2 separate regions of the Homo sapiens genome follow, and region 1 is linked to region 2. The links are chromatin contacts, found by Hi-C or POLR2A ChIA-PET in ENCODE. All regions are on one chromosome and are shown on one strand. Each heading gives the region's core, a stretch centred on a gene start or an enhancer-like site at or near the end of the contact. The rest is flanking DNA. Distances are from core to core; before and after follow the strand shown. Region 1 has its middle 63 kb from the start of LINC01267. Region 2 has its middle 30 kb from the start of LINC01267.

What was found. Hi-C counts contacts between places; a loop is a spot of excess contacts on that map. ChIA-PET counts read pairs that join two places held with the same protein, here RNA polymerase II (POLR2A). Pooled maps may share reads with other maps.
Region 1: a map of psoas muscle shows a loop between it and region 2 (8-fold over the local background). The contact joins two enhancer-like sites. A Hi-C loop is called at or near these places in 7 of 168 maps with a recorded cell type or tissue (A673, Caco-2, IMR-90 and 3 more) and 5 of 50 pooled maps. POLR2A ChIA-PET finds 5 or more read pairs at or near these places in 7 of 52 experiments (AG04450, Caco-2, H1 and 4 more).

Annotation. Positions count from the first base shown.
Region 1 is chr3:14,286,617-14,293,097 of GRCh38, reverse strand. No RefSeq gene overlaps it. Among named protein-coding and RNA genes, the nearest start is that of LINC01267, 63 kb to the left of the region's middle. RefSeq lists enhancers at 609-1,309, 1,310-2,011. Within about 2 kb of position 3,857, at least 2 of the 41 ENCODE cell types and tissues checked have a DNase peak (open chromatin) inside an H3K27ac peak, as active enhancers do; they include gastrocnemius medialis and psoas muscle, where a contact is called at or near this core.
Region 2 is chr3:14,318,790-14,325,741 of GRCh38, reverse strand. No RefSeq gene overlaps it. Among named protein-coding and RNA genes, the nearest start is that of LINC01267, 30 kb to the left of the region's middle. RefSeq lists enhancers at 1,050-1,219, 2,209-2,802, 5,831-5,890, 5,911-6,220. Within about 2 kb of position 2,210, at least 6 of the 41 ENCODE cell types and tissues checked have a DNase peak (open chromatin) inside an H3K27ac peak, as active enhancers do; they include gastrocnemius medialis and psoas muscle, where a contact is called at or near this core.

The DNA.
Region 1 (6,481 bases), core at 2,608-5,107, 34 kb after region 2:
GAGGAGGCACCGAGAGTGAGCGAGGGCTGTGAGGACTGCCAGCACACTGTCACCTCTCATTATGAAATGTGTTTCTTCAATCATAAGAAAGTCAAAATGACTCCTTGATCCATGGGCTGCAGAATGGATGTTGTGTTAGCAGGCATGAAAACAGCATTCATGTCCTTGCACATCTCCGTGGGAGCTCTCAGGTGACCAAGTCTATTGTTAATGGGCAGTCATATTTGAAAGGAATATTTTTTTCCTGAGCAGTAGGTCAACAATGGGCTTAAAGTGTTCAATAAGCCATGCTGTAAACAGATGTGCTGCCACCCAGGCTCTGTTGTTCCATTTCTAGAGCACAGGCAGAGTAGATTTAGCATCATTCTTCAGGGCCCTACTGTTTTGGAAATGGCCAATGAGCATTGGCTTCAACTTAAAGTCATCAGCTGCACTAGCCCCTATACAAGAGAGTCAGCCTGTCCTTTGAAGCTTTGTAGTCAGGCGTTAACTTCTCCTCTCCAGCTATGTAAGTCCTAGATGGCATATTCTTCCAGTGAAGGCTGTTTCAGCTATATTGAAAACCTGTTGTTAGTGTTGCCACCTTCATCAATGCTCTTAGCTAGTAGATCTGGACAACTCGATGCAGTTTCTACATCAGCACTTGCTGCTTTTCCTTGCACTTTCATGTTACAGAAATGGCTTCTTTCCTTAAATCTCTAAATCAACCTCTGTTAGCTTCCAACTTTTGTTTTGCAGCTTTCTCTCCTCTCTTGAGCCTTCATAGAATTGATGAGTAAGGGCCGGGTGTGGTGGCTCACACCTGTAATCCCAGCACTTTGGGAGGCCGAGGCAGGTGGATCACTTGAAGTCAGGAGTTTAAGACCAGCCTGGCCAACATAGAGAAATCCCATCTCTAATAAAAATACAAAAATTAGCTGGGCGTGGTGGCACGTGCCTATAGTCCCAGCTACTTGGGAGGCTGAGGCAGGAGAATCACTTGAACCGGGAGATGGAGGTTGAGGTGAGCTGAGATTGTGTCACTGCACTCCAGCCTGGGCAACAGAGCGAGACTGTGTCTCAAAACAAACCAACAAACAAACAAACAAACAAACAAGAATGGATGAGTTACGGCCTTGCTCTGGATTAGGCTTTGGCTTAAGGGAATGCTGCGGCTGGTTTGATCTTCTGTCCAGACCACTCAAACTTACTCCATATCAGCAACAAGGCTGCTTCACTGTCTTATTGTTTGTGAATTCACTAGAATAACACTTTTAATTTCTTTCAAAGACTTTCCTTTGCATTCACAATTGGCTAACTATTTGGCACAAAAGGACTCACTTTTAGTCAGTCTTGGCTTTCGAGGTGCCTCCCTCACTAAGCTTAATCATTTCTAGCGTTTGGTTTAAAGTGAAAGATGTATGGCTCCTTCTTTCACTTGAACACTTAGAGGCCATCATTGGCCTAACTTCAATACTGTTGTGTTTCAGGAAATAGGGAGGCCTGGGGTGAGGGAGAGAGATGGAGGAACAGCCGGTTGGTGGAACAGGCAGAATACACATATTGATAGATTAAGTTCACGTCTTACATGGGCACAGTTCATGGTGCCCCTAAACGATTGCAATAGTAACATCAAAGATCACTGATCACAGATCACCGTAACAGATATAATAATACTGATAAAAGTTTGAAATATTCTGAGAATTACCAAGACGTGACACAGAGACACAAAGTGCACATGCACTGTTGAAAACAATGGCGCCGAGAGACTTGCTCAACACAGGGTTGCCAGAAACCTTCAATTTGTAAAAAACACAATGTCTTTGAAGTGCCATAAAGTGAAGCCCAATAAAACAATAAAGGCATGCCTGTCATGCAGATGCTAGGTAAACATTTGCCAAATTAATGAATGATGAAAGAGCCTTGTAAGCTGTAAAGTGCCATTCAAATTCCTTAGTCCAGCTAACAGCCGGCAGAAGCCAAACCAATTCATTGGAGTGCTCACATAGCAGATTTTTTAAAAGCGTGGCTTGAAGAAGGGAAGTAAAAGCTTGTCTGCAGCAGCGGCAGAGTCTGCAGGCCTCCCCAGAGGGTGGGGTGGACTGTGAGAAGGCCGTGGTCATTCAGCCTCCACTCACAGCCTCAGGAATGAGGACTCCCTGCCTCTGGAGGCAGTGGCTCCTTGGTCATCTAAACTCTCTCCCACCCCTGACTCCCATGCTGGCTTCATGTTTTTCTCCCAGGGTCAAAGAGAAGAGGATCCAAGCCAACAGACGGATATTCAGAAAGATGAGACAGGGGGAAGGTTAAGTCATCCCAGCCTTGAGAACAGAAAGAACAAGATGTTCAAAGCTCTCTGCAGAGCAAGCAAGGGGATAAGGAAAAGAGTGGGAAGTCATCTAGTGGAATATGAGAGAAATGTGGACAAAAGGAGAGGCAATCCGTGGAGAGAAAAAGCGGGGGAGTGGGGAAGGATGAAGCTGAGAGGGGCTCCTAAGCGTGGAAGGTGCTGACCTCTCCATTCTCACAAAGTGCGGTCATTCATCAACACCCTCTGTCAGACACCCGCCGTTTGGACTACAGTAGTGAGCAAGACAGACAAAAATCTCTGCCCTTGTGGAGCTTAAATTTTGGTGGTGGAGACAGAAAATAAGCAAGCAGAGGATGAAAGTGTATGAAAGCAGTAAGGACAATGCAGAAAGTTGAAGTAGAGTGAGGTGGTTGGAGGCACCAGGGGCTATTTTCCATCTAGGAGGTGACATTCATGCTGAGACATGAATGAGGATAAACAGCCAGTCAAGGAAAGATGAGGGAAGAGTGTTCCAGGAAGAGGAGTGGTGAGTGCAAAGTCCCTGGGGTAGGAATGGGCTTGGTGTGTTCAAGGGAAGGAGTAGAGTGAGCCCAGAGAGTGTGGCAGGGCATGAGTGGGACTGGGGGGCAGGGCGTCAGACACAGGATTTTTAGTCAGGGTAACAAATTGGAATTTTATTGTAAGTACATAGGGTTTCAAAGAAAATATCACATTCCAGTGTCCACACTGCCGGGGTGCTTTAAAAGTAGTGTTGAGAGAGAAATCAATCATTCATAGAGGGTTCGTTGTGAGCCAGGCTCTGGAGCAGGGTCTCTTGCAGCCTTTTTTCCATGTGATTCTTACTGGTAACAGAACTAGAAAGCCGCTGAGTTCAAGTCTGGCATGTGTTCTACTATAACACAACTTCACAGCCTTTCCTCAAATGAATGTGGATTCCTTACAGTTAATAAAGTGCTTTTATATGCACCTTACCTCATGCGCTCTTACAGAGTGCTGTCACCTCTTTGCAATGGCCTTTGCAATGTTTCTGAGACCTTGAATGATGAGTCACAGCTCTGCAGCTGTTCTTTATCCTCAGCTTTCAGCAGCTTCTCTCTAAACAGGATCACTATTGATGTGAACTCGGAGTTGGATACAGTCAGCATCCGTGGAAGTTAGAGGCAGGTCACTGTGAGCCCATGTGGTGTCTTTGCTCAAATCAGAAAATGACTCCCTTTGCTCAAGATACTTCTAGCTTCCAAAAAAGTTGTAATAATTATTTTGTTAGAGTGTCCTTTGCAGCCATCTGCAAATAAATTACCTCTTTATGTATGTGAACCTACACTATTTTTGATATGAGAGAGGCCCACTTAAATGCAGCGACCTTGTGGAAGGCAGAACCTGAATGACTTTCATGATTTTCTACACCCCTGCACAAAATGTTTAGAACAGCAAAGCTATGAGTCCACGCAGAAAGGGAATCCATCTGGAAATGGCCACACTAGGACATATGCATGAACACATGCGATACCCTGGGGGTGACCATGACTGTCCAGGTTTTCCTAGAGCTGCTCCCCTTCACAGGACATTCAGTTCTGGTTCCCTCTCCCACATCAGCATGCTCTCCACCCCTCTGTAACACTGCCCCCATCCTAGTCACATTATGCACCTGCTCCAGGGTATGAAATGGGTTGAGCAATACTGGGTCCTTTTACAGTTCTCCTGGGATTGTGAGATGAAGTCCCTGAACTGTGCCCTGGGAAAAATCCCCCACTGTGACCCTGGGTGGTATTGGTCTCCAACACTCACCACACCCACGTTCCCCTGTGTGGCCAGCACCACTTCTAATGCCAGGGGGCGCACCTTTGAATTCTTCCAGCTCCTAAATTTAGAAACATGGATTAAATCTAAATAAATGGATAGTTATGTAACTTCTTGTCCCTTTTCACTACCCCCTCCCCTTGGAATAATCAGCCTTAATCAGCTAATGATGGGGCCCTGAATACAACCCCAATCCCCTGGGAAGCTATTGGGCTTACATAAGGAGTGACATTGGCTGGTATGCTTTAAAATACATTCTCTCATTCTGTCTTCTCTCTCTTTTTTCTCTTTCTCAATCTCTCCTACTCACCCATACATTCTGACACAGACACACACACACACATGCACACACACACACTCTCACTCCCCCAAACATGTCCATCAAGTGCTGAAGATGCTTAGCTAGCCTGGGATCAACTATATGCAAGCTGAGAGAAAGGGTTTACTCCTCAGGAGGTTCAAACTTATCACCTAAAAATAAATCACCTAAATCTGTAAATGACAGCTCATGCAGGAAGGAAGGGGGCTCTTTGCCATAGAATTATAGACTGTTTGAGGAAAAAGGGAGGGTCATTTGAGAACTTCCTAATCATCAGAACTGTCCAGCAATGGAATGGCTACTCTCAGGAAACAGTGAGCTTCCCGTCACTGGAGGTGAGTAAGCAGAAGTTGGGGATAATGGATAAGGATTCTTGCAATGAGCAGAGGCTGAATGGTAGCTTTTATGCAGGATCTGCTATGTGCCAGAAACTGTGCTCTAAAGGTATCGTAATGAGATGACAAAAAAGATTCATCTCACATGCCAAATCCTACCTATTGGGAGTGGCTGCCTGGAGCTCTGGACATACAGAAGATTCTGAGGGTCAGTGAGAAAGAATATCTTGAATGATTAGCAGTGTCTGTCATGGCTGCAGGATAAGCGAACAGAAGGTATCGATATGCTATTTGCCAATGATTTATTTTACTGTTTATTAATCCCTTTGTTGACGAGGAAACCGAGATTCAGAGGTCTGCGGTTGGTAAGTGGCAGAGCCAAGATTTGGACCCAGTCTAGCCAAAACCAGTCTGTGCTCATGGCCACTATACTATTCTTCCCCTCAATGACGTGAGGAATGGCGCTGGGGCTGCGTCCCTCATTTGCAAATGCTGTTGGCATGTGAGTTTTAGCCTCTGAGCTGTGGGTTCCAGAAGGTCATCTACTGGATCTGAAGGCTGACCCAAGGAGAAGACACACGTGCCACTCTCTGAGCCAGGACAGACTCCCTCCGTCCACCACCCGGCTCTGACTCCCAGCAACACTGGGAAGTGGGCCTGCCATGGATGATCAACACTGGGAAGTGGGCCTGCCATGGATGATCAACACTGGGAAGTGGGCCTGCCATGGATGATCAACACTGGGAAGTGGGCCTGCCATGGATGATCAACACTGGGAAGTGGGCCTGCCATGGATGATCAACACTGGGAAGTGGGCCTGCCATGGATGATCAACCTCACAGCACAGATGAGGAAACCGGGGCAACCAAGTATAGGCCATCTCTCCTCCTTGGATCCTGTGCTTGGTGGCACGTGAAAGCCCAGCGTTCCTGGCCAGAGAGCACATTCGACAGCAAATGCAGTGCAGAGGGACCCAGCAGGCACCTTGAGCCACAGCAGCCACTTCTCAGCCCAGCTGCTTCCTGCCAGCTCCCTGAGGCCATTAGCACCATGCCATGAGTCTTCTGATCGGGTTTCAGGCAGCCCCCAGTTGCAGGTGGAAATTACCCCTCCCCAACCACGTGATACCCCACATAGACACCTGTCCCTCCAGGTCTCAAACTGCTGGTGCCACAGCCAGGTAACATCAGTACCTCCCTCCTCTCCTGCTGGCCTCTTTCCAACAATTTCTTACTTCCCTCTCATCAGTCTCCCATCCTTCCTGTGCCAGAGCCCTCTCAGCCCTATTGTTCAGCTTCTGTCCTTACCACTTCCTCTGGGGGAGATCTTTTACCCCAATCCTTGCTAAGAAACAAAGCAATCAGGAGAACAGAGAAGATTTCAAATGCCAAGAACTTAAGCATGCAAAGTCCTAGAACAAGAAGGGGAACGTAACATGGGGCTGGTCCCTGTCCCAACCTTCCACTCTCTCCTTTGGTTCAACCTTCCACTCTCTCCTTTGGTTAGGATGGGGACATTGGCCGAGCACGGTGGCTCACGCCTGTAATCAACACTTTGGGAGGCCAAGGTGGGTGGATCACCTGTGGCCAGGAGTTTGGACCACTCTGGCCAACATGGAGAAACCCCGTTTCTACTAAAAATACTAAAATTAGCCTGGCGTGGTGGTGGGTGCCTGTAATCCCAGCTACTCAGGAGGCTGAGACAGGAGAATTGCTTGAACCCGGGAGGCGGAGGTTG
Region 2 (6,952 bases), core at 961-3,460:
GAAAAAAAGTGCTTTTATTACCCTATTGATTTGACTTAATTTGCTTTGACTTATTGTTTTAAAATTATTTTTTAGTGGTTATAATCTTCTGTTGTATTTATATTTCACATTTGAAAAAAGGCTGCCCTCTCAGTGCCACCTCTGTGCAGATATCATGCTCAGGGCTGGGGAGAGTGTGGTGTTATGACAGCCCCTCCCTGGCCCTGTGGAGCTGACAGTCCAGCAATGAGACTGAGATTGCTGAGTCAAATAATGAGGTGGATATGGTTTCTCCCTCATGGAGGAGAAATTAATGGAAACCAATTGCTAGACGTGTGCCGAGGGAGGCCTTCCCAGGGAATATGTTAATGTGAATAAGATCTGAAGGTCTTAATGGACCACAAGCTCGAGACCTTCCTCCTGTACATCTCAGACCCTCTCCTCTGTTCTGTCTTGTTTTGGGATCTTTGGCTCATCTTTGAGAAAGGGTCAGAGCAGACAGAGAAAAATCTAGAGGTGGCTACAGAGCAGGGAGAGGGCTGGAGGTCCTGTCCTATGAAGAGCGGGAGACAGGTAGCTCTGAGGTCCAAAGGGCAGAGCCAGGACATTCCCATCTTCTAGATAGGCATAGGCAGGCAGACCTCAGCTCTAAGCAGGGAAGTTTTACCTGGGCATGCACTGTTCAACATCTCTATAGGATTCCAAGGGAGAGAGAGGTTTGTCCTGAACCTCAAGTCCCCTCTTCATTATGGTGTATTATTTGAAGGCTTTCCGAGGCTTCCAGTCCTCCACACCAAGTTCCTCTGACAATAATGGCCACCTTTGCCCTTGAGCTCTGTGGCCACTAGTCAAGGCCCTCAGATAGGGACCTGGCCCTTCCAGGCTATTTACTGGAAGGACGCTTTGGTTCCCCTTCACGCCCAGCAGCAGAGTGGGAGGACCCAAGAAAGCTCTGCGGAATGCGCCGCCAGCCCCTTGGCTCTGTCTGGAATTTCACGGGGACATTTTGCAGTCACTAAACTTAGCACCAGTGCCTATGGCTTCTGGGTAGGCCCAGGCATGCCAGGGGCTAAGAATGAATCACAGAGTGAGTTGTCAGGAAAAAATGTGATGGGCTGGGCTCTGGGGACACGTTTTACTGTGGGCAGGGGGCACGGTCCTGAGAGGGAGTCTCTGGGACCCCTGGGACTCCTGGGATCTCTCCCATCCTGTTCTCCTTGGCCCAGAGATGCAGCCCTTACCCCAGAAAAGGGTCTATGCTCCATGCTTTTGGGGCTGGGGTGTCTGGTCTATCATGTATTCCACAAATATTTATTGAGGGCCTACTATGTGTCAGCCACCCTGCCAACCCCTGAAGATTCTGTGGGGAATTTGGCAGACGTCGTCTTGCCCTATGGAGTTTAGATTCTCCTGGGGAGGACAGATGGGTTCAGACCAAGGGGGCTACGGGAGCTGAGAGGTGGAGTCCCAGGCAGGGGAAATCGAGGGGAGATTCCTGGAGGAGGCGTCTAAATGGAGACCTGGAGGTGGAGGAAGAGCTCAGCTGGGGAAAGGAAGGAAGGGTGGTTCAAGCCCTTGAGGAACTAGGAGCGGTTCCCTGACACCCGGCCCAAATGCTTCCCACCCTACCATGATGCCATTTGGACTTTTCGCCTGTTTCCTGGAGACTACGTCACATGAGAGAAAGAGGCCACTCTTAGGGGTTGGGCAGACTTGGTCTGGAATCCAAGCTCCCACTTTCTGTGTGACCCACAGTAAGCCAGCCTGCCTCTCTGAGCGTCAGTTTCCTCTTCTGTACAATGGGGGTAATAACGGGTCCTCCTTCCAAGGGCCAGAGTGTACCTAAGTGAATGTGCTGGGCACAGTGTCTAATGCTCTGCAGATTGTCGGTAAAGGGAGCTCTTCCAACCTGGCCTGCAGTTCCCATCCTCCATCAGTCTGTGAGTGCTGCCCCTTCTCCAAAGCCCTACCCAGGGACTGGCCCAGGAAGGCAGTGATACATGCTGCTGGGGCCAGGAAGCTTTGTTTTTCATGTAGTCCCGGGGCTGTGGCTTGGGAAGAAACGCCAGCTACGTGGGGAGGGTTGCCCAAGTGCCTGGATTGAAACCCTCGTCCCCTCACCAGCCCCGCCTGCCTCCCGGGGGGACAAAGAGAAGGTCAGCCTCTCTTCTGTGGCCAGCAGCTGTCAGTGACAGGACCCAAGTGCTGCCCTTGGTTTCTTTCTTCTATGCGGATGTGGCCCTGGTGGCTGCCAGCCCTCAGATGGACAGGAACAGCTTTCCGCTGCCCTCACTCCAGGGACGCGTATGCACCACTGACCCACATCTGCCAACCAGTCCCACAAGATTATGCAGGCAAGGGCAGGGGTCTGGGAGCCCCATTCCTGTCCTGTCTGCCTGTTTCAGGAGCTTCTCCAGGCCTGGGGGGTGGGGGATAAACCCCACCCAATGCTTGACCTCTTCCTGGACTGCCAGCCTCAGGAAATCCTGCCTATAATTTGTCACACATTCCCTTGGGGCTGCTAAGCTTTTATTTTTAGGATTTATTGAGCACCTCCTGTGTGACCCAGGGTCATCTCATGAATTACTCTACCCCATAACCTGGGGGCAGGGTCATCCCCATGGTTTAAAGACAGGGGATCATGGTGCAGAGAAGTGAGGTGGCCGCCTGAGGTCACACAGCCAGGAGAGGGTAAGCTGGGAATGGAATCCAGCCTGCTGACTCCGAAGCTCACTGACGCCAGGAAAGGACTCTGAACTCAGCAAGGGAACCCCTACCTGTTACAGACGAGAAAGCTGAGCAGCAGGGGGAAACTGTCAGCAGCCATGGGTGGCAGAGCCCGAGTTTGAACCCGAGCCTGTAAACTGAGACCAAGGACTCTAAGGGGACAGAGCCAGGTTGCCTGCAGGGTCTAGCAGTGGATACGGGCCAGATCTTGGACTCTGGATAATCCAGTTCAAATTCCATCTTGCCCTAGCACCGTGCAGCACACACAGTGAACGTGCAGTAAACATGGTAGAGTGGATGAAAGCGAGGCGGGAGTGAGGACGACCTTGTGAGTGCCCTTGATCTGGGTGACCAGAATGACACACTAATGAGCCAGGCTGCCTGGAGCTCTCTTATCTTCATATTCAAATGGCACCCCCCCTCCCCACCAATTCCTCTGGCCATGGTTGATTGGGTTAAGGGTTGGCACCAACTGGGTCAATCACAGTCCACCCTCCCTGGCCATGGAAGAGTGGCCCAGGCATAGACAATCTAAACTGGGCCAATGAGTCTCAGCCCAGGAATGTTTTTTTTAAAACTTGGGACACAGAAGGTTGAGTTCAGAGCCTATAAAATACAAAACTCAGGGGCCAGAGGCAACTATGTTTCCATTTATGTAGCAGCAGTGACGGTGACAGCAATAGTCTCCATTAGGATGGCTTTCTCCTGCAAGTCAGAACAAATCTGTCCCTCAATGGCTTAATAACTAAAGTTATATTTTCCTCATGTGACAAGACATCTAGAGACAGGTGACCACAGGCATTGGTTCGGCCACTCAATGAGGTTAGAACTGGAATTTTGTGGTTTTCTTGCCTTTCTCTTATGGGTATAAGATGGCTGCCTCTGCTCCAGTCATTACATCTGCATTCAAGGAAGGATAAAAAGGGGAAGGGCTAGGCCAGTTGTGTTCGACATTTTTTTTATCAAGGATACAAAAACTTTCCCAGAACTCATAGCAGGTGTCTGCTTACATCTCATGGCTGAGATGGTGAGGCTGGGAAAGAGCATCCTGCTGAAGAAAATCAGGGATTTTATTTTATTTTATTTTATTTTATTTTATTTTATTTTATTTTATTTTATTTTATTTTATTTTATTTTATTTTATTTTAGACAGGGTCTGGCTCTGCAGCCCAGGCTAGAGTACAGTGGTGCAATCATACCTTACTGCAGCCTCAACCTCTTGGGCTCAAGTGATCCTCCTATATCAGCCTCCCAAGTAACTGGGACCACAAGCATGCCCCACCATACCTGGTTAATTTTTTCATTTTTTTGTAGAGGTAGGGTCTCGCTCTGTTGCCCAGGCTGGTTTCCAACTCCTGGGCTCAAGTGGTTCTCCTGCCTCGACCTCCCAAAGTATTGGGATTACAGGTGTGACCCACTGCAGGGCTCGGCCAGGGCTCTTTTAAATGAGAAGGGATGCTAGGTGGGCAACCACCTGCCTCTGTCCTGTGGCAGTCTTCAAGGAGTAGCGATAAGGGATGGGGAGAGGCTTGTGGTGACATCTGGGTGGCTGATTCTAGATTTTGGCCCAAACTTTCCCTTGGATTCTGTGATTCCTTAAACACTACTTTTGGGCTAAGGTGGTGTAAATGGGTTTCCACACTAGCTCAAGAACTGCTCTGGATGCCAGGCCCATTGGCCCCTTCTGAGGACGGTGGCTGCCTAGGAATCTGTGCCCATCAGGGGCCATGATTTGGGTCATGATCTGGTCACCATGCCAACAGTGGGTGGCCCAGTAACCTAGGACCCAGGACCTGGCAAAATGACAGTCTCCTCTCATGGAGGGAAATGCAATGGGGTAGCCCAGCCCCAGGCTTCCCAAAGACAAAGGAAGAGGTCTCCAAAATGTGCCAATGTGCTGGGTGGCAGACAGCAGCCACTACCCACTCTGGTGGAACAAGAACTGTGAGAGACTAAAAGGGCCTCTCCGGGGAATGCAGGAGATGGGGCCACGCTCAGTTCTGTGAGATCATGTCAATCTTGGTGCTCCAGGCAGAATTGGCTTCATATGGGGATAACAGACTATAGAATTTGATGACCTGGGTCCAAAGCCTAGCTCGTGCAGAGTTAGCTCTCTGAACTTCAGTTTCCCCACCTGTCAAATGCGGCCAATAATAGTTCCCATCTCTGTTGGAGATTTAATGAAATGTAGTAAAGCACTTGGCATACTGTCTAGAACATGGTAAGTGCTTAAGAAATAGCAGTAGTTTCAGTAGTTTTCTAAAAAATTGTTTTTGTTTTAGAGACGGGGTCTTGCTATGTTGCCCAGGCTGGACTCAAACTCTTGAGCTCAAGTGATCCTCCTGCCTCAGTCTTTCGAGTAATTGGGACTAGCGGTGGGTAATAAATAATAGTTTTAATATTATGATTATCATAGGCCCTCAGGAAACATTTGTTAAAAGGAAGTAAAAATAAATTAGGTCCCAACATTAGCCTTGTCACAGCTTGGGGTCACAAATATGGACATGGTAGGGTGTTGCTGGGCTGGGCAGGAAGCAGTTAGTATTCCCCAGCTCTCCTGGGTAGGCTCTGGCTGAGGGCAGCACGATGACTTCACAGGCAGATGTTCCCTGTCTCCTCTTTCGGATGAATGACGGGCAGCATTTGCCACCATAACATGCTTCTGGAGGAGCTGCTGGACTGCCCCACATGGCACAGGCCAAGAAAAGAGCCTCTTGACAGCTCTACTCCAGTATCTGAAATGCACCAAACAGCCCTCCAGAAAGACCTCCTCACATTCTCTGAGCAAAAGGCACCACTGCTCAATCAGAAACATGGACTCTGTCCGCGATGCCTCCTCTTTTCTCATTCCACTTCCAATCTATCCCAAGTCCCACGACTTTACCCCAAAGAGCTCTCTAGTCTGCACCCCTGTCTCTGATTCATCACCCAACATCCATCAGGTTGGCAGCTGTAACAAACAGTCCCAGGTCTCAGGGCTCAACACAAGGAAGGTTTGTCCTTTTCAGCACAGTCCAATGCAGTGAATGGTGAGTCTCTGCTCCATACAGTCATTCAGCAACCCAGGCTCCTTCCAGCCAGTGGCTTTGCCACCCCTCAGGCCTTGGAGTTCTGCATTGGACCCTCTGCAGGAGGCAAGCGGGAAAGAGAAACAGCCCAGAGGATTGTATGGGAGAGTTTCCTTGGCCAGGGCAGGAAGTTCCTTACATCACTTCTGCCCACATTCTATTGGCCGGAACTAAATCACATGGTCCTACCTCACTGCAGAGGAGCCTGGGAAATGTAGTCCAGCTGAGTGCCCAGGAGAAAAAGGAAGTAAGGCAAACACACAGCATTGTCTCTCCAGAAACATGCTTGTCCACATCCCCTTCATCTCTTGCCTGGTCTCCTTGAATTTGTTTCGGCTCTCTCCCGACTCTTCTCCAAAGAGCAGCCAGAAGGATGTTTTCCAAGACCAGAATCTGATCATAGCCTTTGTCTGCTTCAAACCCTCCCATGATTTCCCACTGCTAATAGGATACAGGCCAGCTTCCTTCCCAGCTAAGTTACGTGTGAACTGGCCACTGCTGACCCCTCCACACCCAGTTTTTCCCAGTTAAAAATCTCCCCGTTTTTCAGCTTGAGAACGTTGGTGATTTTCTTATTCAAGGTTTGCTCATTCAACAGAAATAATATATATGTATTTTTAATTAAGGTGTTCTAGGAGATCTTTTGAAGAGTTATGTAAATATAATATGAGAATGTGTTTGGGATTTTTTTTTTTTAGAAACTCAAGCCTTCTGAGTTTAGAAACTCAGGCCTTCTTTATTTCTAAAAGAAAAAAAATTTTTTTTTTTTCCCCTCAGACTAGGTAGGGTCAAATTGTGTCTCTGAAGTTCCACAGCAAACATTTGAACAATACATCTCCAGGCCTTGCTGTTCAAAGCCCCTTGCAATCAAATCTAATCTTAACCCAGCTTCCCAGCTGCAGGTGGTGATGTGTTGGTGAACTGGCTCTCTGGAGGGGGAAAAAAATGTTCTGACTTGTAGAGTCTGCCGATTTCCATGGTGCAAATACTTCCACAGTGGCAGATTTCAAGCTCCCAGGGTGACATTGTCAAATGCAGCATTGGAAGAGAGATGCACAGTTGGCTCTCATCAGCCAGTAGGACCAGCCCAGAGACTCTGACACTGAGATAATCTGGAAATTCCCATTATGCTGATGAGTTAACTCGGGCTTGATGAGGTTATGTAATTTGCCCCAGAT